3 separate regions of the Homo sapiens genome follow, and regions 1 and 3 are each linked to region 2. A link is an interaction called in ENCODE POLR2A ChIA-PET data of the cell type or tissue named here. Cell type or tissue: CD4-positive, alpha-beta T cell. All regions are shown on one strand. Links, peaks and the distances in the headings refer to the core of each region. The heading gives the core; the rest is flanking DNA.

The links. ChIA-PET counts read pairs that join two places held together with the same protein. Peaks named below come from ENCODE experiments on the same cell type or tissue, not always from the same donor. Only the 100,000 strongest peaks of a DNase experiment are listed, where the experiment ranks them.
Region 1: POLR2A ChIA-PET joins it to region 2 with 24 read pairs; 15 of 35 experiments call an interaction of 5 or more read pairs at or near these places.
Region 3: POLR2A ChIA-PET joins it to region 2 with 11 read pairs; 24 of 35 experiments call an interaction of 5 or more read pairs at or near these places.

Annotation. Positions count from the first base shown.
Region 1 is chr16:29,753,405-29,761,092 of GRCh38, forward strand. No RefSeq gene overlaps it. Among named protein-coding and RNA genes, the nearest start is that of C16orf54, 11 kb to the left of the region's middle. RefSeq lists a silencer at 943-992 and enhancers at 1,173-1,242, 1,683-1,742. In CD4-positive, alpha-beta T cell, for the core only: no CTCF peak of the experiment used is centred there; a DNase peak (open chromatin) is centred at 3,427; H3K4me3 peaks cover 214 bases.
Region 2 is chr16:29,698,812-29,706,499 of GRCh38, forward strand. No RefSeq gene overlaps it. Among named protein-coding and RNA genes, the nearest start is that of QPRT, 23 kb to the left of the region's middle. RefSeq lists a silencer at 642-816, a cis regulatory region at 1,587-2,189 and an enhancer at 3,508-3,607. In CD4-positive, alpha-beta T cell, for the core only: CTCF peaks have their summits at 1,871 (motif pointing right) and 2,070; DNase peaks (open chromatin) are centred at 1,870, 3,190 and 3,740; H3K4me3 peaks cover 1,425 bases; H3K27ac peaks cover 3,037 bases.
Region 3 is chr16:29,817,256-29,824,943 of GRCh38, forward strand. It overlaps PAGR1 (PAXIP1 associated glutamate rich protein 1), which reads left to right. Exons shown (of 3, transcript NM_024516.4): 2 at 1-37; 3 at 2,300-5,234. The coding sequence ends at 2,499. It overlaps MVP (major vault protein), which reads left to right and starts at 3,207. Exons shown (of 15, transcript NM_005115.5): 1 at 3,207-3,255. MVP-DT (MVP divergent transcript) reads right to left here and starts at 3,112. Exons shown (of 4, transcript NR_186424.1): 1 at 2,929-3,112; 2 at 2,285-2,346. RefSeq lists enhancers at 2,851-2,920, 3,612-4,178, 3,641-3,930. In CD4-positive, alpha-beta T cell, for the core only: no CTCF peak of the experiment used is centred there; DNase peaks (open chromatin) are centred at 3,166 and 4,056; H3K4me3 peaks cover 2,951 bases; H3K27ac peaks cover 4,261 bases.

The DNA of each region.
Region 1 (7,688 bases), core at 1,372-6,371, 55 kb after region 2:
ACTGCGCCCGGCCATTTTAATTTAAATAGAGATGGGGTCTTGCTGTGTTCCCCAGGCTGGTCTCAAACTCCTGGCCTGGAGCAGACCTCCCACCTCGGTGTCCTGAAGTTCTGGGATTATAGGCATAAGCCACCATACCTAGCCTAATCTAAACACTTTGGGAGGCAGGAGGATTGCTTGAAGATAGTAGTTCAAGACCAGCCTGGGCAACACAGTGAGACTCCATCTCTACCAAAAAAAAAAAAAAATTAGCTGGGCATGGTTCCATGTGCCTGTAGTCCTAGCTACTCAAGAGGCTGAGGCAGAGGATCACTTGAGCCCAGGAGTTCGAGGTTACAGTGAGTTATATCATGCTACCTGGACAGCAGAGCAAGACCCTGTCTCTAACAACAACAAAAAATTATACAAACACAGATCATTTTGTTTAAAACTGGATTTGTAGTCTTATAACCCTTGTGTCAGACCCTGACACCTTAAAACATCTAGTAGAGATAAATATAAAACTGTCTGGCCAGTAAACCCAAGCAAAAATGTATGCTGATAATTCTGAAGACATTTCTATTTTTATTTTACCAATACTTTTTTTCTTTGTCTTTTTTTTTTTTTTTTTTTTTTTTTTAAAGAGAGTTTTCCTTGGTCACGCCAGCTGGAGTGCAGTGGCATGATCTCAGCTCACTGCAACCTCTGCGTCCTGGGTTCAAACAATTCTCCTGCCTCAGCCTCCCAAGTAGCTGGGATTACAGGCACTTGCCTCCACACCCAGCTACCTTTTTTGTATTTTTAGTAGAGACAAGGTTTCCTCATGTTGGCCAGGCTGATCTCAAACTCCTGACCTCAGGTGATCCACCCACCTCACCCTTCCAAAGTGCTGGGATTACAGGTGTGAGCCACCAAGCCTAGCCTATTTTACCAATAGTTTTAAAACCAGCTTATTTATTAAAGATTAAAGATTTACGGCAGGGCACGGTGGCTCATGCCTGTAATCCCAGCACTTTGGGAGGCCAAGGTGGGCGGATCACGAGGTCAGGAGATCGAGATCATCCTGGCTCATAGTGAAACTCCATCTCTACTAAAAAAAATACAAAAAAGTAGCCAAGTGTGGTGGCCCACGTGTGCCTGTAATCCCAGCTACTCGGGAGGCTGAGGCAGAATTGCTTGAGCCTGGGAGACGGAGGTTGCTGTGAGCTGAGATCATGCCACTGCACTTCAGCCTGGCCGACAGAGCGAGACTCTACCTCAAAAAAAAAAAAAAGAAAGAAAAAAAATTTTTTTTTCAGTTTCGGCTGATTGAGGTGGCTGGTGCCTGTAACCCCAGCACTTTGGGAGGCCGGTGTGGGAGGATTGCTTAAACCCATGAGCTCAAGACCAGACTGGGCAACAAAGTGAGACCTCATCTGTACAAAAAATGAGAAAATTACCTGGGCATAGTGGTGCATGCCTGTAGTCCCAGCTCAGGATTCAACTGGGGAGGTCGAGGCAGGAAAACTGCTTGAGCTCAGGAGGTTGAGCTGTGTTTGTGCCAGTGCACTCCAGCCTGGGCATGAGAGTGAGACTGTCTCAAAAAACTGTTTTTTATCAGTTTCAAATGAGTTTAGGGTTAAATTTTCAATTGTTTACATTTTAGCCAGGATTGGCTAAATTGTATAAGAAATACAAAATATCTAAGTGCCCTGGAACTAGTAACACGTCTATGTTTTGTTTGCTGATCTGGTTTGATTTGCAAATGTGGGCAGGAAAGAACTTTAGCAGGTGTTTTTTTTATTTTGTTTTTGTTTTTGCCTTTTGGCCTCTGTGTGACAGAAAAAGCAACATTTTTATGCTGGACAGAGATACCTTACATTATTGCTCTGAGCTCAAGGTTTCAACTTCTTTGATCTAAGAGAGTCTAACTTTTATAGACCTTTTTTTTGGTGTTTTATTTTATTTTATTTTATTTGAGACGGAGTCTTGCTCTGTTGCACAGGGTGGAGTGCAGTGGCGTGATCTTGGCTCGCTGCAAGCTCCACTTCCCAGGTTCAAGAGATTCTCCTGCTTCAGCCTCCTGAGTAATTGGGACAACAGGCACGTGCCACTGCGCCTGGCTAATTTTTTATATTTTTAGTAGAGACGGGGTTTCACCATATTGGCCAGGCTGGTCTCGAACTGTTTTTTTTTTTTTTTTTTTTTTTTTTTTTTTTTTTTTGAGACGGAGTTTCGCTCTGTCGCCCAGGCTGGAGTGCAGTGGTGCGATCTCGACTCACTGCAAGCTCCGCCTCCCGGGTTCACGCCATTCTCCTGCCTCAGCCTCCCGCGTAGCTGGGACTACAGGCGCGCACCACCATGCCCGGCTAATTTTTGTATTTTTAGTAGAGACGGGGTTTCACCGTGTTAGCCAGGATGGTCTCGATCTCCTGACCTCGTGATCCACCCATCTCGGCCTCCCAAAGTGCTGGGATTACAGGTGTGAGCCACCGTGCCCGGCCCCGGTCTCGAACTCTTGACCTCGTGATCCGCCCGCCTCAGCCTCCCAAAGTGCTGGGATTACAGGCGTGAGGCACCGCGCCTGGCCTTATAAACATTTGTCTAGTTATTTTTCTTTCTTCCTTTCTCGCTTTCTTTCTTCTTTTTTTTTTTTTTTTTTTTTTTTTTTTTTTTGAGATGGAGTCTTGCTCTGTCACCCAGGCCAGGGTGCGTTGGCGTGATCTTGGCTCACTGCAACCTCCACCTCCTGGGTTCAAGCAATTCTCTCATCTCTGCCTCCTGAGTAGCTGGGACTATAGACATGCACCACCACACCTGGCTAATTTTTGTATTTTTAGTAGTGACGGGGTTTCGCCATGTTGGGCAGGCTGGTCTCCAACTCCTGACCTCAAGTGATCCGCCTGCCTTGGCCTCACAAAGTGCTGGCATTACAGGCGTGAGCCACCACACCTAGCCTTTTTCTTTAGATTATTACTTTTTCAATTAAGTGTTTCATCACTCTAAGCAATTGTTAGGCAAACCTAATTTTATGTTTTTAAAACATGGCTAGCTGTCACGCCCGTAATCCCAGCACTTTGGGAGGTCAAGGTGGGCAGATCATGAGGTCAGGAGATCGAGACCATCCTGGCCAACATGGTGAAACCCCATCTCTACTAAAACTACAAAAATTATCTGGGTGTGGTGGCAGGTGCCTGTAATCCCAGCTACTCGAGAAGCTGAGATATGAGAATCGCTTGAACCAGGGAGGCGGAGGTTGCAGTGAGCCGAGATCACACCACTGCACTACAGCCTGGTGGCAGAGCGAGACTCTCTTTCAAAAAAAAAAAAAAAAAGAAAAAAAAAAGAAAAGGACTAACTGGTCTGAATATTGTGCACCTGTTAGTACTAGCTACTCCAGAGTCTGAGGCAGCAGGATTGCTGTAGCCCAGGAGTTTGAGGTCACAGTGAGCTACAATCATGCCACTGTACTCCAGCCTGTGCAACATAGCAAGATACTGTCTTTAAAAAAAAAGTTGTCTAGGTTGTTGGTTACCATGGAGTTGTAATTTGAAAGCCCTTTAAGACTTTTGTTTAATCTTGACTTGAATGCCATAAGCAGTAAGTGTTATCTCAACACCAGGGGAAAAGTTAGCAGATTCAAAGCAGGCAGAAAAAAAAAAAGGAGAGAAAGAGAACTTAGAAGTCTCTCCATGCTAACTCTATAGTTGTAGGTTTTATGAATAATGACCATTTGAGCTCTGAATTTTCCTTGATGTAATTTTGCTCATCAGTTTTAAAATGTGCACAAGAATGAGCCATAATATGTAGCTGGTGGAGTCCTAGAAATCCTTGCATTGGCCAGGTGTGGTGGCTTAAGCCTGTAATCCCAGCACTTTGGGAATCCGAGGCGGGTGGATCACCTGAGGTCAGGAGTTCGAGAGTAGCCTGGACAACGTGGCGAAGCCCTGTCTTTACTAAAAATACAAAATTAGCCGGGTGTGGTGGTGCATGCCTGTTATCCCAGCTACTCTGAAGGCTGAGGCAGGAGAATCACTTGAACCTGGGAGGCGGAGGTTGCGGTGAGCCAAGGTGGCACTATTACACTCCAGCCTGGGCAACAAGAGTGAAACTCTGTCTCAAAAAAAAAACCAAAACAACAACAACAACAACAAAAACCAGAAATCCTGGTACGCCTTCATGTTTGAGAATCCCATTCCATTTCTTTATCTTGTTTTTTTTTTTTGAGACAGTGTCTTGCTCTGTCGCCCAGGCTGGAGTGCAGTGGTGCGATCTCGGCCCACTGCAACCTCTGCCTCCAGGATTCAAGTGATTCTTCTACCTCAGCATCACGAGTAGTTGGGATTACAGGTGCCTGCCACCATGCCCAGCTAAATTATTTTTTTTGTTTTGGTATTTTTTAGTAGAGATGGGGTTTCACCATGTTGGCCAGGCTGGTCTCGAGCTCCTGGCCTCATATGATCCACCTGCCTCGGCCTCCCAAAGGGCTGGGATCACAAGTGTGAGCCACCACACCATCCCCATTCCATTTCTTATTCATCACTTGAGAGCAAAGACCACCCTATACATGCTGTAATTTATGGGATATTAGGAGTTTAGTCTGGTGTTTTAGACAGCAGGAACCACCCTAGTGGCTTATGTTAGCCATCCTCCACCCACTGGTTGGAATGTTTATTTTTGCTCTTGGGAGATTTTTAGAAATAAGCAAGAGAAAAGAGTCAAACCAAATCCAAAGAAACCAAGATAAGAGTGTTCACAAAAATTTTAATCCAAACTGGCCATGCAGACCAAAGGTTGCAGTGAGCCGAGATTGCATCATTGCACTCCAGCCTGGGCAAAAACAGTAAAACTCCGTTAAAAAAAAAAAAAAAGAGGGAGGCTCAGCCTGAGAGAAGACTCAGCAGGGCAGAACAGGCCTGTTGTGGAAGCAGAGAGCTCACAGCCTTCAGTGAGTGCTGCATGCCAGTTCTAAGAATCATCGATTCTTGGGAGGCTGAGGCAGGCAGATCACCTGAGGTTAGGAGTTTGAGACCAGCCTGGCCAATGTGGTGAAACCCTGTCTCTACTAAAAACGCAAAAATTAGCTGGACATGGTGGCGGGCGCCTGTAATGCCAGCTACTCAGGAGGCTGAGGTAGGAGAATTGCTTGATCCTGGGAGACGGAGGTGGCAGAGAGCTGAGATCGTACCACTGCACTCCAGCCTGGGTGACAGAGCGAGACTCCATCTCAAAAAAAAAAAAAAAAATCATCAATTCCTTCTAATAGTGATTTTTTCAGGTACCATTTCTATATATAGATATACCATGTATATCTACCTAATAACAGAGGGTCTTTAAAAGAAAATGATGTTTATTTGGGAATAGTGCAATGGGAATACATATGCTATAGCAAACAATGTGTGTATTCAGGGAGGTAAAGGAACAAAGATCAACAACAATGCCAGGCACAGTGGCTCACGCCTGTAATCCCAGCACTTTGGGCGGCTGTGGTGGGAGGATCACTTGAGGCCAGGAGTTTGAGACCAGCCTGGGCAACATAGTGAGACCCCATCTTTAAAAAAAAAAATTTTTTTTTTAAATTACCTGAGTGTGGTGGTGTGCACCTATGGTCCCAGCTACTCAGGAGGCTGAACTAGGAGGATCCCTTCAGCCCAGGAGTTTGAGGCTACAGTGAGCTATAATCATGCCATTGTACTCCAGCCTGGGTGACAACATGAGACCCCAAAAGGAGAAAGAGAGTGAGAGAGGAAGGAAGGAAGGAAGGAAGGAAGGAAGGAAGGAAGGAAGGAAGGAAGGAAGGAAGAAAAGAAAGAAAGAAAGAAAGAAAGAAAGAAAGAAAGGCAGAGAAAGAATATTAGCTGGGCATGGTGGCATGTACCTGTAGTCCCACCTACTCAGGAGGCTGAAATGGGAGGATTGCTTGAGCCCAGGAGTTGAAGACCAGCCTGGACAACATAGCAAGACCCTATCTCTACAATATATACATATTTTTTTTTTTCCTGAGATGGAGTCTTGCTTGCCCAGGCTGGAGTGCAGTGGCATGATCTCGGCTCACTGCAACCTCTGCCTCCCGGGTTTAAGCAATTCTCCTGCCTCAGTCTCCTGAGTAGCTGGGATTACAGGTGTGAGCCACCACGCCCAGCTAATTTTTGTATTTTTAGTAGAGACCGGGTTTCACCATGTTGGCCAGGCTGGTCTCGAACTCCTGACCTCATGATCCCCCTGCCTTGGCCTCCCAAAATGCTGGGATTACAGGCGTGAGCCACCTCACCTGGCCTTTTTTTTTGAGATGGAGTCTCCCTCTGTCCCCAGGCTGGAGTACAGTGGTGCGATCTCAGCTCACTGCAACCTCTGCCTCCTGGGTTCAAGTGATTCTCCTGCCTCAGCCTCCCAAATAGCTGGGATTATAGGCCCCCCCACGACGCCCAGCTAATTTTTGTATTTTTAGTAGAGACGGGGTTTCACCATGTTGTCCAGGATGGTCCTGATGTCTTGACCTCATGATCCACCTGCCTTGGCCTCCCAAAGTGTGAGATTACAAGAGTGAGCCACTGCGCCCAGCCAAAATATTGTTTTAAATTAGCCAGATGTGGTGGCACACACCTATATTCCCAGCTACTTTGGAGGCTGAGGTGGGAGGATCACTTGAGCCTAGGAGTTTGAGGCTGCAGGGAGCTATGATCGCACCAGCGTACTCCAGCCTGGGCAACAGAGAAAGACCCTGTCTCAAAAAAAAAACCAAAATAGTTATGCTCCTTGGAGTTGTGTCCTTGGCACTCTTGGTTCCTGAGTCTATATGGCGGGTTTTTGTTTGTTTGTTTGTTTTTGAGATGGAGTCTCACTCTGTTGCTGAGGCTGGAGTGCAGTGGCTCCGTGTCGGCTCACTGAAACCTCCGTCTCCCGGGTTCAAGCAATTCTCCTGCCTCAGCCTCCCGAGTAGCTGGGATTACAGGCGCCTACCACCACACCCGATTAGTTTTTATATTTTTAGTAGAGATGGGGTTTCACCATGTTAGCCAGGCTGGTCTTGAACTCCTGACCTCAGGTGATCCACCCAACTCAGCCCCCCAAAGTGCTGGGATTACAGGCGTGAGCCACCGCGCCTGGCCTACGTGGTGGTTTTAAAACATGTTTGCAAAATTTTTAACATTCCTCCTATTGAAAATAGTAAGTCTAATTCCCCTCCTCTTGAATATTGGCTGGCCTTAGTGACTGAATCCTCACAAGTAGAATGCATCAGGAGTGTCACACTATGACTTCCAAGGCTAGGTTGAAAATATAAAAGGGGTAAAGCTCTCTTTCCTCTGTCGCTCTATTTCTTTCTCTTTCTCTCTATCCCCACCCTTTTCCCTCTCCTCCCTCTACTCACCTTTGGAACCCAGCCGCTATCGAGCCCAACACACACGCAGGTGCCCTGGTTAAAGTCCTAGCTAGGGTCCCAAGTGACAGCCAGCATCAACTATAACATGTAAAGGAGCCAGTCTTCAGATGATTCCAGCCTCAGCCTTCAGGCCACTCAGCTGGTGCCAAATAGAGTAGGGATGAGCTGTCCCCACAGAGACCTGCCCAGTGCACATTGTGAGAAAGGTAAGTATTGCTCTCTGAGGCCATTAAGTTTGGGGGTGGTTTATGGCATAAAAATTGGTAATTGGAGCACTCGACTTCAAGGGTTCTCACCAGGTGTGTGAGGGTGAGGGTGGCCCTGCGGAGTGAGTGGCCTGTGGGGGCTG
Region 2 (7,688 bases), core at 1,189-6,188:
TCCCGTCCTTCCTCCAGGGGGAACATGGACACGCTCAGATGAACCCCAGCTTCTTATGCCTGAACTGGGGAAACTGAAGCCCCATGGGACCAGGGGTTCCACTGGGCATCAAGGGAGGAAAGTTGAGCCCCGGGGTGATCTGGGAACTGGGATCTGGGATCTGGGCAGGCATTGGGGCCTGACAGAGCAGAAGTGAGGAGAGGGTACCAGGAGCTGCAAACTCGGTGCCTCCAGGACCTATTCGGATAAAATAAATGGGTGGAACTGGAATAAGACAAAGTGGGGGTGCGCTGTGGCCAACTGGAAAATGCTCGTTGCAGCCACAGCGTTCCATTAAAAAAGCGAAAGGAACCTGCCTGCCTGAGTCTTAAGCTCCCCCTAAACCCAGAAATGGGTTAGCCCTCCAGTATCCTCCAGCTCTGAGAGCTGGGGCGGGCACTCCATTACTGGGGGAACAGGAAATGGATCCTGGGCACTCTAGGGCAACACACGCCCTCCTTGCAGGGAAATGGATTTCCAGGCAGGGGAGATGCATGGGCAGAGGTGGCTTGGATTGTTTGCTGTAAGATTTGAAGCTGTGATCAGGAGGTGGCTAGGAGATGGGCTGGGTCCAGACCACAAAATGGTAGATCGGAGGATTTGGACTCTGTCTCATGAGTGAGCTGGAAATCAAGCTGGAAAATCAGATAAGCTTATTCGCAGCTTCAATCCAGTCCGTTGCAGAAGGATGCATTTGAGGGGGCTAGAGCAGCTGCAGGGAGGCCAGGAGGAGCTGTGGAAGAGGACTTGAGTGTGGGTCATGGCCATGGGGTTTGGAGAGAAGTGATACAGTGTCTTCAGAGCTTCAGAAGGCAGAGGGAGTTCGATGGCTCAAGGCAGTTGGAAGAGTTGGGTGTGACTGAGGGGGTGGGGAAATGGGGCATGCGTGGCAGGCAAGGACTCTTATGCATCACCTCCCAGTCCCTTGTCCATCTGGCTACACTTCCTCTTTGCCTGGCCAGCCTAGGACCAAGCTGGGATCATTTCCCCAGGATGCCCCACAGACAATGGCAAATGTGCCCATCATAGCAGTTTGTTTAATGAAAATGATATGCTGTTGTGAGTACGGGATGTGCCAGCAATGCTGGCTACTGCATGAGACGGGAGCTAGCAGGGAGCACCTTCATCCAGGGTGTGCAGGTCCCCTTCCCTCAGTTAATGCTCGTGGGGGCGGGCGTTAGCCTCTCCACTTACCGAAGAGGAGACTGAGGCTTTATAAAGTTAAGAGAGCTGCTTAGGGTCACTCATCAATAAAGTGGTGGAGGCCAGTCATGGTGGCTCACACCTGTAATCTCAGCACTTTGGGAGGCTGAGGCAGGAGGATCACTTGAGCCCAGGAGTTCAAGACCAGCCTGGGCAACATAGTGAGACTCAATTTCTATTTTTAAAAAATTATCCAGCTGTGGTGGTGCACACCTGTAGTCCCAGCTACTCAGGAGACTGGGGTGAGAGGATCGCTTAAGCCTGGGCAGTTGAGGCTGCAGTGAGCTGTGACTGCACCACTGCACTCCAGCCTGGGTGACAGAGGCCCTGTCTCAAACAAAAATAAATAAATAAATAAATATATAAAGTGGTGGAGCAGTTTGAATTGTGTCATTCACTCATTCAATATTTAACTGAGCATCTACTGTGTGCCAGGCACTATTCTAGACAATGAACATACAACGAGTAAACAGATAAAAATCTCTGTCCTCAGGGAGTCTGTATGTTGGGGTTGGGGTGGGGGCGGGGAAGAATAGACAATGAAAAAATACTTAAGGAAAATATGTAGACACCAATTGTCCTGATGGCCACCCCTGATGGCCACCAGAGGGCACTGCAACCACGCGGCCCTCCGTTCGTCTCTAATTCCAGCTCCCTTTCCGGATTCCGAAGGCAATAGCCAAGGAGGCTATGAATACGCAGCATAGCATCTGCTCAAGAATCAACGCGAGGAGGCATTGGCAGCAGTTTTTTCTCCACCCACTTTTCCAGCCTCATCCCCTCATCAGACCCCCATCCAACTGCCCAGGGTACCCCTGTGACTTTTCAAAGCCCCGTGTACTCCAGATTCACCAGCTACTCACATTCACTCCCAGCCACCCATCCCCTCCCAAATACTGTCTGGGTTACCCACCAACCCCATCCATCCGCTCACCTGATGCCTGTCCTCCTCCTCACCCACCCACCCGCGCCCCTCGCCCCTTCCACCTGCTGTCCTGCCCACCGGAAACTGGCCAAATTGTCCCATAGATTTTTTTTTTTTTTTTTTTTTTTTTGGATAAACACAGAAATTGACATTCCTGGTCTTAAAGCTTGAAACTTAAATTTGCCTTATCTGAGTTCCTTCCCCAGGAAACTGACCCTCAGGCCTCCCAGATAGCATCAAGGAACTGAAACTCCTTTTCTTTACCCCCCTCTAATTCCTGTTTTCCCACCCACAGCTACATTTGCTCCCCACTATATAAACCCCCAATTGGAGTTTGTTGGAGAGATGGATTTGAGACTTATCTCCTGTCTCCTTGGCAGATGTCATCTGAATAAAGCCTTCTTTCCTGGCGATACTCATTGTCCCGGGATCCCAGATCAGCTTTCTGTGCAGTAAGCAATGGGACCTAGACTGAATCCCTGGCGTTTCGGTAATACACCCATCCATCCTGTCCACCCCCACCCATCCTGTCCACCCCCATCTATCCTGTCCACCCCCGACCCATCCTGTCCACCCCCGACCCATCCTATCCACCCCCTTGTGCTTCCATCCACTCATCACTCTTCCCACCCCTCCGCCCACCCACCATCCGATGCTACAGAAGCCCAGAACTGGGGCACTCAATCTAGAGGTCAAAGATGGCAAGAGGTCAAACCAGATTGACAGTGAGTCACCTCAGTGGATATGAGTTTTAGTGTGCTGAGGCCGTGAAAGGTAAAAGCATTTAAAAACAGCAAGGCCAGGCACGGTGGCTCACGCCTGTAATCCCAGCACTCTGGGAGGCCAAGGCAGGTGGATCACCTGAGGTCAGGAGTTCAAAGCTAGCCTGACCAACATGGGGAAATCCCTTCTCTACTAAAAATACAAACTTAGCTGGGCGTGGTGGCATGTGCCTGTAGTACCAGCTACTGCTACTTGGGAGGCTGAGGCAGGAGAATCGCTGAACCCGGGAGGCGGAGGTTTCCATGAGCCGAGATCACACCACTGCACTCCACCCCGGGGAACAAGATCGAAACTCTGTCTCAAAAAACAAAAACAAAAAACCCACAAAAATTAGCCAGGCGTAGTGGCGGGTGCCTGTAACCCAGCTACGCAGGAAGCTGAGGCACAAGAATCACTTGAACCTCAAAGGCAGAGGTTGCAGTGAGCCGAGATCATGCCACTGCACTCCAGCCTGGGCGACAGAGTGAGACTCTGTCCCAAAAAAAACCCAGAGCAAACAAACAAAAAACACAACGGCGAGACATTCTTAGCAAACCAACTATCTGCAAACAATTCAACGTCGGATCTTTAAAAAAATCCCGCTGTGGCATTATGCTGCGGACACATACATTAATTTATGGCTAGCCCTTCAAGACAACCAGGTGGGTAAAATTATGTAAATGTTCACCGCCTCTATACTTTGTTCCAATGACTTCCTGAGTAATTGATTGTTTTGCCAATTACTCAGCAACATTTAAGACCTGCTTCCGGAGGCCCTAAGTAGCTCAGCATTCTAAGACCGAAGTACTGAAGAAAATCTGCCTGTGTGGCTGTGAATAACATCTCCATCCGTCACTGTGCACATCAGATTTAGGCCAGATAACGCAGGCTTTATTTATTTCAGGTACGCCTTGCGCTTCAGATCATGGGACTCTAGTATAGCACCCCCAGAAAATTATCAAGGGCAAAAAAATCATAATACATACCTCTAGTTCAGTGGGTCCTTGGATAACCTCTTTCCTCTCTCCTAGTTCTTCAGCTAAAAGATTCAGGAGCCTTAGCAACAAGAAGGAGCTATCCCACAAGTTGCATTATTCTAGATATTCGGACACTTTTTTTTTTTTTTAAGCAGGAGTCTTGCTATGTTGCACAGGCTGGTCCTGAACTCCTGTCCTTAAGTGATTCTCTTGCCTTGGCCTTCCAAGTAACTGGGATTACAGCGGTGAGCCACCGTGCCAGGGTTTTGGATGCTTTTTTTTTTTTTTTTTGAGACAGAGTCTCTCTTGTCGCCCTGGCTGGAGTGCAATGGTGTGATCTTGGCTCACTGCAACCTCTGCCTCCCGGGTTCAAACAATTCTTCTCCCTTGGCCTCCCAAGTAGCTGGGATTACAGGTGCGTGCCACTACACTCAGCTAATTTTTGTATTTCTAGTAGAGATGGGGTTTTACCATGTTGGCCAGGCTGGTCTCGTACTCCTGATCTCAGGTGATCCGCCCACCACAGCCTCCCAAAGTACTGGGGTTACAAGCGTGAGCCATCGCGCCTGGCCGGATACTTTTTAACCAAAGGAAAAAGCAAGCATCTTTATTGGAATAATATATCAATATATGCAGGTAATCAGACAATACCAGTCAGACAACACTGACTTCTTTTTTTTTTTTTTTGAGAAAGGAAGGAAGGAAGGCAGAAAGGAAGGAAGGAAGGAGGGAAGGCCGGAGGTGGTGGCTCATACTTATAATCCCAGCACTTTTTGAAGCCCAGAAGGGAGATCACTTGAGGCCAGGAGTTTGAGACCAGCCTGGGCAATATAGAGAGACCCCATCTTGACAAAAAATTTAAAAATTAGCCAGGCATGATAATTTGCACCTGTAGTTCCAGCTACCCAGGAGGCTGAGGCAGGAGAATTGCTGGAGCCCAGGAGTTTGAGGCTGCAACCAGCCGTGACTGCACCACTGCACTCCAGCCTGGGCGACAGAGAGATACCCTGTCTCGAAAATAATAAATAAAGGCCGAGTGTGGTGGCTCACACCTGTCATCCCAGCACTTTGGGAGGCCGAGGCAGGCAGATCACCTGAAGTCAGGACTTCAAGACCAGCCTGGCCATAATGGTGAAACCCCGTCTCTACTAAAAATACAAAAATTAGCCAGGCATGATGGCAGGCGCCTGTAATCCCAGCTACTTGGGAGGCCAAGACAGGAGAATCGCTTGAACCCGGGAGGCGGAGGTTGCAGTGAGCCAAGGTCGTGCCATTGCACTCCAGCCTGGAGAACAACAGCGAGACTTCGTCTCAAAATAATAATAAATAAATAAATAAATAAATATGTAAAAAGTCCCTTAACTGAGGCCAGGCGCAGTGGCTCATGCCTGTAATCCCAACACTTCGGGAAGCCAAGGAGGGTGGATCACCTGAGGTCAGGAGTTCAAGACCAGCCTGACCAACATGGAGAAACCCCATCTCTACTAAAAATACAAAATTAGCTGGGTGTGGTGGCGCATGCCTGTAATCCCAGCTACTCAGGAGGCTGAGAGAGGAGAATCGCTTGAACCCTGGAGGTGGAGGTTGCTGTGAGCCAAGATCACACCATTGCACTCCAGCCTGGGCAACAAGAGCAAAACTTCATCTCAAAAAAGCCCCTTAACTATAATCTAAGAAACAAAAAATATTTAATTTTTATTTTCTGCATGATCTGCTTAGTTTTCTTAATAAGCTGTGAACCAGAAAGGGAATTTGCTGCGGTTTGGCAGCCTTTTAGGTGGAGGATTATAGTGAATACATTTTTAGATTATTGGTATAGTAACTTCCCCAAAGGATGTAAGATTTTGAGGACTAAACCAAGTCCTGCACTTTCCATTCCAACCTAATTAATTCCAGTGAATGAAACATTCATTGGGGAAAGCACAGAAGATGCAGAAGAGCTGCTTACATGACCTGAGTCAACAATTCAGTGACCCTCTGCGTATAATAATCAAAATAGGGCCAGGCGCAGTGGCTCACACCTGTAATCCCAGCACTTTGGGAGGCCGAGGAGGGCAGATCACCTGAGGTCAGGAATTTGAGACCAGCCTGGTGAAAATGGTGAAACCCCGTTTCTACTAAAAATACAAACAATTAGCTAGGCGTAGTGGCGCACACCTGTAATCCCGGCTACTCGAGAGGCTGAGGCAGGAGAATCGCTTGAACCCAGGAGGCAGAGGTCGCAGTGAGTCGAGATCGCGCCATTGCACTCCAGCTTGGGCACCAAGAGTGAAACTCGGTCTCAAAAAAATAAATAAATAAAAATAAAAATAGAACAATAAAGTCCATTCATAAATTTTCTAGCATAGTTAACTTATCCACCTCCTCTTGCTTTTCGTTAATTAATTTAGTTATCAGAGTACAAAATGAAAAAGTAAAAAATATCCATTCACTCTCATTCCCATGAGGTAACCACGTTTAAGGAGCTCTGTGTTTTTAGTCCTCCTGGCATCTACACTTGAGTGGAAAAGATGATCATTTGTGGTTTTAAGCACTATTGACTCCCTGATGTGAAGAACAAAGAATGTATCTCACTCATTCTTTTTTTCTTCTTTTTTTTTGTGCTGTTTTTATTGGTAGTCTTCCTACTAGTTATCATCATAACTTTAAATGATATATTTAATCCCCTTTTCTTGAAGCATTGTTTTTATTTTTATTTTTTTACTTGTATTTATTTATTTATTGAGACAGAGTCTCACTGTGTCACCCAGGCTGGAGGGCAGAGGTGTGATCTTGGCTCACTGCAACCTCCGCCTCCTGGGTTCAGGCAGTTCTCCCCCTTCAGCCTCCCGAGTAGCTGGGATTACAGGCACCCGCCACCATGCCCAACTAATTTTTGTATTTTTAGTAGAGGTGGGGTTTCATCATGTCGGCCAGGCTAGTTTCAAACTCCTGATCTCAAATGATCCACCCACCTTGGCCTTCCAAAGTGCTGGGACTGGCCGGGGATGATGGCTCACGCCTGTAATCCCAGCACTTTGGGAGGCTGAGGCGGGTGGAAATCACAAGGTCAGGAGATCCAGACCATCCTGGCTAACACGGTGAAACCCCTTCTCTACTAAAAATACAAAAAATTAGCCAGGCGTGGTGGTGCATGCCTGTAATCCCAGGTACTTGGGAGGCTGATGCAGGAGAATCGCTTGAACCTGGAAGGCGGAGGTTGCAGTGAGCCGAGATGGTGCCACTGTACTCCAGCCTGGACGACAGAGTGAGACTCCATCTCAAAAAAAAAAAAAGCAAAAAACTCCACAAAGTGCTGGGATTACAGGCGTGAGCCACTGCGCCTGGCCTGAAGCATCGTTTTTAAAATTCAGATATAATTTACATCGCATATACTTCACTGCTTTAAAGGGTTCAGGCTGGGCACAGTGGTTGACACTTGTAATCCCAGCCCTTTGAGAGGCTGAGGTGGGGGGGATCACTCAAGGCCAGGAATTTTTGAGACCAGCCTGGGCAACATAGTGAGACTCGCTCTCTACCAAAAAATTTAAAAATGAGCTGGGCAAGATGGCACACACCTGTGGTTCCAGCTACTTGGGACGCTGAGGTAAGAGGATTGCTTGAGGCCAGAAGCTCGAGGCAGCAGCGAGCTGTGATTGCACCACTGCACTCCAACCTGGGAAACAGAGTAAGACCCCTTCTTTTTTTTTTTTTAGATGGAGTCTCGCTCTGTCGCCCAGGCTGGAGTGCAATGGCGCAGTCTAGGCTCACTGCAACCTCCACCTCCCAGGTTCAAGCGATTC
Region 3 (7,688 bases), core at 1,721-6,720, 120 kb after region 2:
CCAAAGGACTCCCTGATTGACCGGAGACGCACCCCAGGTACAAACGAAGAGGAAACAGTTGGGGGAGGTGAAGGGCCTCGGCTCAGTTACCCAAGATCGGCTCCCCTAGAGGCCTTTGCTTGCTGCCTCAGCTCCCACACAACTTACAGCTGCAGGAGAGAGTATTCACCCAGTAGCACCATCTTTATGACTTAGATTACTACCTTGTCTTCCTTTTTTTTTTTTTTTTTTTTTTGAGATGGAGTCTTGCCCTTGTCCCCCAGGCTGGAGTGCAATGGCACGATCTCAACTCACTGCAACCTCCGCCTCCTGGGTTCAAGCAATTCTCCTGCCTCAGCCTCCCAAGTAGCTGGGATTACAGACGCATGCCACCACTCTGGGCCAATTTTTGTATTTTTAGTAGAGACAGGCTTTCACCATGTTGGCCAGGCTGGTCTTGAATTCCTGACCTTGTGATCCGCCCACCTCAGCCTCCCAAAGTGCTAGGATTGCAGGCATGAGCCAATGCGCCTGGCCCCTTGTCTTCCTTTAAGAGACAATTATAATACAAAAAATTAGCCGGGCATAGTGGCGGGCACCTGTAGTCCCAGCTACTCAGGAGGCTGAGGCAGGAGAATCGCTTGAGCCTGGGAGGTGGAGGTTGCAGTGACCTGAGATCACACCACTGCACTCCAGCCTGGGCGAGAGAGTGAGACTCCGTCTCAAAAAACACAATTACAGATAATTCTTTTTTTAAAAAAACAACTAGTCATTGATTCTGGAAAATTACAGATAATTCTATCATGTTTCCCATTCCCAGAAGTCCAAGTCCTGGCCTTTCAATATTATCTAGATCTGCATCCCTCTACTACCATGTACATTCTTTAATCACACCGCTGGCCCCATTTCCCACCCCACATGCCTTCCTAGAATTTACCCTCAGAGTCATGCCTTTCCTTTTTTCTTTTTTTTGAGGGGTGGAGAGACAGAGTCTTGCTGTGTTGCCCAGACTGGTTGGTCTCGAACTCTTGAGCTCAAGTGATCCATCCGCCTCGGTTCTCAAAGTGCTGAGATTACAGGCATGAGTCACTGCACCCAGCCTAGAGCCATTCTTGATTTCTCTCTCTTTTACCTGAACATTCACACCAGCAGCAAGTCTTGGTAGCTATAAGATGTACATTTCCAAGTACCTCTGCTAGTCTCCACTTTCAATACCACATCCCCATCCAAGCCACTGTCTTTCTTGCCTGGATAGTTGTAGTAGCTCCTAACTGGGCTCTCTGCTTCCAGCTTCTGCAATTCAGATGAACCTTTTAAAACATAAATCATATCACTTTTTTTTTCTTTGAGACGAAGTCTTTCTCTTGCTCAGGCTGGAGTGCAGTGGCATGATCTTGGCTCACTGCAATCTCCACCTCCTGGGTTGAAGCGATTCTCCTACCTCAGTCTCCTGAGTAGCTGGGATTACAAGGACACGTCACCACGCCTAGCTAATTTTTGTATTTTCTAGTAGAGAGGGGGTTTCGCCATGTTGGCGAGGCTGGTCTTGAACTCCTGACCTAAAGCTTCCCAAAGTGCCTGCCTCAGCTTCCCAAAGTGCTGGAATTACAGGCGTGAGCTGCTGCACTCAGCCATAAATCGTGTCACTTTTCCACTTAAAATTTTCCAAGGGATTCCATCTTGCCAGGGAAGAGCATGTCAAAGGAGAATCCAAGCGCTTTTCCCGCCACCTCCAGTTCTCTGCACTCTTTTTTTTGTTTTTGTTTTTGGCGAGTAGGGGAGACGGAGTGTAGCTGTGTCACCGAGGCTGGAGTGCAGTAGTGCGATCTTGGCTCATTGCAACCTCCACCTCCCGGGTTCAAGCGATTCTTCTGCCTCAGCCTCCCAAGTAGCTGGGATTACAGGCGCCCACCACCACGCCCAGCTAATTTTTTGTGTTGGCCAGGCTGGTCTCAAACTCCTGACCTCGTGAGTTGCCCACCTCAGCCTCCCAAAGTGCTGGCATTACAAGCGTGAACCACCATGCCCGGCCTGCACTCTTCTTTGAACAGAACTCTGTTCTTGTCCTGGGGCCTCTACCCTTGCCATTCCCCTGCCCAGTATGTTCCTCCCTGTTCTTCACATTACCTGTGCCTTCCTGTCAATCAAGATCTTTGCTTCTCACCCTCTCTGAGGTCCAACCCTGAACCTCAGGTCCTCCAAGACAGAGGCCTGGGGACCTGCATGTTTAACCAGCTCCCCAAGTGATGAGTGAGGTCCAGGCAGGTATGGTGTACACCACCTCCATCCCTTCCATGTATCTTACCTTCCTCTTCTCCAGGAAGCTCAGCCCGGAGCCAGAAACGGGAGGCCCGCCTGGACAAGGTGCTGTCGGACATGAAGAGACACAAGAAGCTGGAGGAGCAGATCCTTCGTACCGGGAGGGACCTCTTCAGCCTGGACTCGGAGGACCCCAGCCCCGCCAGCCCCCCACTCCGATCCTCCGGGAGTAGTCTCTTCCCTCGGCAGCGGAAATACTGATTCCCACTGCTCCTGCCTCTAGGGTGCAGTGTCCGTACCTGCTGGAGCCTGGGCCCTCCTTCCCCAGCCCAGACATTGAGAAACTTGGGAAGAAGAGAGAAACCTCAAGCTCCCAAACAGCACGTTGCGGGAAAGAGGAAGAGAGAGTGTGAGTGTGTGTGTGTGTTTTTTCTATTGAACACCTGTAGAGTGTGTGTGTGTGTTTTCTATTGAACACCTATAGAGAGAGTGTGTGTGTTTTCTATTGAACATCTATATAGAGAGAGTGTGTGAGTGTGTGTTTTCTATTGAACACCTATTCAGAGACCTGGACTGAATTTTCTGAGTCTGAAATAAAAGATGCAGAGCTATCATCTCTTAAAAGGAGGGGCTGTAGCTGTAGCTCAACAGTTAGGCCCCACTTGAAGGGAGAGGCAGAATTGTACTCACCCAGATTGGAAAATGAAAGCCAGATGGGTAGAGGTGCCCTCAGTTAGCACCTGTCCCATCTCGGGCCCTCCAACTCCTCCCAGTCCCACTCCAGTGCAGCCAGCTGGCTCCAAGGTAGAAACCCATGAGCACTCAGGGAGCAGTGTGCCTTCAGCTGCAGCAGAAGCAGCCCGGAGGATAAAATGAGAACCAGCTGCACACGGGCCCTTTAACTCCCAAGCCCCACCCCTGGGCTTGGCCTGCCTTGCCCTGCCGGGAAGTGATCCCCAAGGCAGGGTGAGAGTTCCCCATCTGAGGCGTTTGTTGCAGCTACCTGCACTTCTAGATGTGAGTACATTGTACTAGCCCCCCAAACCCCAAATCAGGGGCAGATCTTTGTATCCCTTGAGGCTCTCTTTAGTCCTGTCTTGCTTTGAAGGGCCTTGCTTCTGCTGGGGCAGGGAAAACATGTCTGAATCAGAGTGGGGAAGGAGGATGGGTGGTGGCTTTGCTTTTGGAGGTTTCACTTTCCAATAGTTGGGAGTCTTCTGGGTTTTGAAGTAAAGGCAGATTAACACCAACACCGGTCCCCCACCCCCCTGCAACTCTCAGGCCTCTCTCTGACTTCAGGGTCCCACCTGGGAAATCAGGTGGGGAACCTTACAGGGTCATTCAGACCCCATCTTAGCCCTAGATCGGTGCTTGCTCTACTCACCTGCACTGTCCTGGGGACCTGGGCTCTGGCCTGTCACCTTGAGCTCCAAGAATGTGACCTGTACCCATTCAGGCCCCTTAACTCTGACAGATGAGGGTTTCTTACTCCTCCATGCAGGGCTGGGCCAGCTGTTGGTCTCAGTCGATCATTCAGGAAGTCATTAGCAGAGTGATTTCCAGAAGGCGTAGAATTTAGTGACCAAGGTTCTTTCCTTTTTGGGAGGAGAAAGTGAAAACTAGGATGCTCAGCTGGACCCACCAGCCTGAGATTCTGGGGATTTTAGAGCTGTCCCTTGGGGAGCCAAGCACTTGGGGGTGGAGGTGATAGCGAGGCTGATGGCCCCTGTGTTCTCAGCTCTCTGCCTGGGTAGCCCCTGGGTGATGGGGGAGAGGCCAGCTGTCACGTGGGGTATCAGGTGGCTCTGCCAGAAACTCCCTTGGCACACAGAGCACTGGGTCGGCCCTCGGGTGTGGCTGTTTGGGCAGGACAGCCCTCTGTATGTAGCCTTGAGCAGGTAGGGGGGCCACCTTGAGTGGGTGGCCCAGAGACAGCCTCAGGGCTCCAAGGTAACGGGGTGCTCAGGTTATCTTGGGTGCTGCCCTCCCAGGTTCTGGGGGAGCAGAGGCTGGGCGCTGGCCCAACTTACAGGAAACACTCACCTTTGAACTGCCATTAGCACCATCTGGGCAGTACACAGCCCCACCCAGGTCCTCTAGTTCTTGTTCTCGGCTTAGAATCTTTGTGTTTCTGCCTGAGAAGCCACTGCCTCCTAGTTTGTGGTCTCTACAGTTATAGCCAGGTTGGACTTCCGGCTCCGTCCTTTGATAACTGTGTGCTCTTGGGCAAATTTCTTAACTTGCAGGTTCTTGTGAGGATAACATGAGTTAATTGAGGGCACTTAACACTACCTGGCACAGATTAAGCTCATCTGAAGTGGGAGCTGTTACTTAGGGGCGTTTGCCTAGAACACAGGGTCCAGAGGCTCTCTCCCGGAAACTTAGACCCAGTGAGTCAGAAGTGAGGCCTGCAAAAAGCAGCAGGAGTGGGGTTAAGAATTCCAGCCTAGGGCTGGATGCGGTGGCTCAGGCCTGTAATCCCAGTACTTTGGGAGGCCCGAATGGGAGGATGGCTTGAGGCCAGGAGTTCCAGACCAGCCTGAGCAACATAGCGAGACCCTGTCTCTGTTTGTGTGTGTGTGGTTGGGGTTTTGTTTTTTTTTTTTTTTTAAAGAATTATAGCTCAGTCCTATGATTAGGCAAGTTGAGAAAATATTGATGAAGATCAGGGGTGCTGAAGCCTGGTTCCTGGGGTCGCTTCTGATCTAGGCGGTTCTTGCCTCTGGTGACTGGTGTTAATTGGCAGGAGTGGGAGGAGGGAGGACAAGTGGAAGTCTAGGCTGGCTGAGCTGTTCTGTCTCGAAAAGTTCCTAAAACTGTGCTGCTTTAAAAAAAAAAAAAGTAATTTATGAGACACATTCTCAATTTCCATTAATCATCTCCTAAAGGGGGTAAACCAGGAAGCCGCTGGGTGAAAACAGGCTGTTGGCAATTCCTGAGTCATGTGACCCATTCTCTAAAGACTAGAATATTTAACTTAAATCAGTGAGAAACTCTGTGAAGTTGTGTCCTTGTTTATACCAAACTTCATGTGCCTTTTCCTGAACCTGAAGCTGTGGGAAGGTCTGGGGGCAGGGCCGCATCACCGACCTTACGTCCAACCTCAGGACTGCCTGGAGCAAGAGCCCTGGGGTTGGGGACAAAGGAGGCTGCCTGGACCTGGGTAAGGGAAGGGGCTGGAGGAGAATGAGTGCAATTCCCTGCCCTTCACAGCCTGCAATCGGAGCTGTGTTTTTGTTTTTGAGACAGAGTCTCGCTCTGTCCCCCAGGCCAGAGTACAATGGCGCAATCTCGACTCACTGCAACCTCTGCATCCCTGGTTCAAGCAATTCTCCTGCCTCAGCCTCCCGAGTAGCTGAGACTACAGTTGCCTGCCACCATGTACGGCTAATTTTTGTATTTTTAGTAGAGACGAAGTTTCACCATGTTGGCCAGGCTGGTCTCGAACTCCTGAGCTCAGGCAATCCGCCTGCCTTGGCCTCCCAAAGTGCTGGGATTACAGCCACTGCGCCCGGCCTGAAACTGATCTTTATCCTCCTCCCAGTTCCTACTGTGCACCAGAGACCCTCCAGTCTCTAATACCTTTGACTTGAAGAGCAGTCATTTTTTTTTCCTTTTCTTTTCTTTTCTTTTTTTTTTTTTTTTTTTTGAGATGGCCTCACTCTTGCCCAGGCTAGAGCGCACTCGTGTGCTCCATTTACGGCTCACTGCAGCCTTGACCTCCCAGGCACAGGCGATCCTCCCACCTCAGCCTCCAAAGTAGCAGGGACCACAGGTGTGCACCACCACACCTAGCTAATATTTTTTATGGTTTTTATAGAGACAGGGTCTCCCTATGTTGCCCAGGCTGGTCTTGAACTCCTGGCCTCAAGTGATCCTCCCATCTTGGTCTCCCAAAGTGCTGGGATTACAGGTGGGAGCCACCAAGCCTAGTCAACAGTCACTTTTATTCTCACTTCACTGGAGAGGAAGGCTCAGAGGCTAGTAAGTGGCCCAGGAGCATGCTGGCAGTGATAAAACCTGCTGGAGTGACATTTTCCCACTGGCTCTCAATCCTGGATATATATTAAGAGTCAGAGGCCAGGCGCGGTGGCTCACGCCTGTAATCCCAGCACTTTGGGAGGCCAAGGCAGGCGGATCACGAGGTTAGGAGATCAAGACCATCCTGGCTAACACAGTGAAACCCCATCTCTACTAAAAATACAAAAAAAATTAGCTAGGCGTGGTGGTGGGTGCCTGTAATCCCAGCTGAGGCAGGAGAATGGCATGAACCCGGGAGGCGGAGCTGCAGTGATCCGAGATCGTGCCACTGCACTCCAGCCTGGGTGACAGAGCGAGACTCGTCTCAGAAAAAAAAAAAAAAAATGAGGGAGAACTTTTTACAATAGCAACGGGTGAACCTCACCCAGACCAATTAAATAGAATCACCGGAGATGGGTGGCTTTAAAAAAAGGTCTCCAGAAGGCCTGGCGCGGCAGATCACACCTGTTATCCTAGCCCTTTGGGAGGCCGAGGTGGGTGGATCACTTCCAGCCTGACCAACATGGCGAAACCCTGTCCACTAAAAACAAAATTATCTGGGTGTGGTGGCGGACATCTGTAATCCCAGCTACTTGGGAGGCTGAAGCAGGAGAATTGCTTGAACTCGGGAGGCAGAGGTTGCAGTGAGCCGAGATGGCTACACTCCAGTCTGGGCAACAAGCACGAAACTCCATCTCAAAAAAAAAAAAAAAAAAAAAAAAAAAAAACAGATTTCCAGATGACCAGTGTGCAGCCCGAGCCGAGAGTCTGCTTTAGACCAGAGCTGCTCAGACTGTAATGTGCATGCAAGTCATTGAGGGTCGAGTTAAAATGCCAGTAGATTCAGTGGCTCTGGGGTGGGGCCCCAGGCTGTGTTGCTATCAAGCCTCCAGGTGGTACCACTCTACTCACTGCAGACCCCGTAGGCAGTGTGGTCACTTGGTCAATTGCCATTTAAGACTCACTAGGGGCCAGGTGTGGTGGTTCACGCCTGTAATCCTAGCACTTTGGGAGGCTGAGGCAGGCAGATTGCCTGAGCTCAGGAGTTTGAGACCACCCTGGGGTGAAACCCCATCTCTACTAAAATACAAAAAATTAGCCAGGCTTGGTGGCATGTGCCTGTAATTCCAGCTACTCGGGAGGCTGAGGCACGAGAATTGCTTGAACCTGGGAGGTAGGTGGACGTTGCAGTGAGCCGAGATTGTGCCACTTCACTCCAGCCTGGGCTACAGTCTCCAAAAAAAACAAAAAAGAGATTCAGTATATCAGCTACTCACAGTTGACCCTGAAGATCTCTGGGAAGTAGTGACTCATGACTCGTTTATTTATTAAGTTTTGCTGTAGCAGAAGTTTACTTTTGAGCCAAGAGTCTGATCCGGTCTCCCTCTTTTTTTTTTTTTTCTTTCTTTAAAGAGATGGGGCCTTGCTAT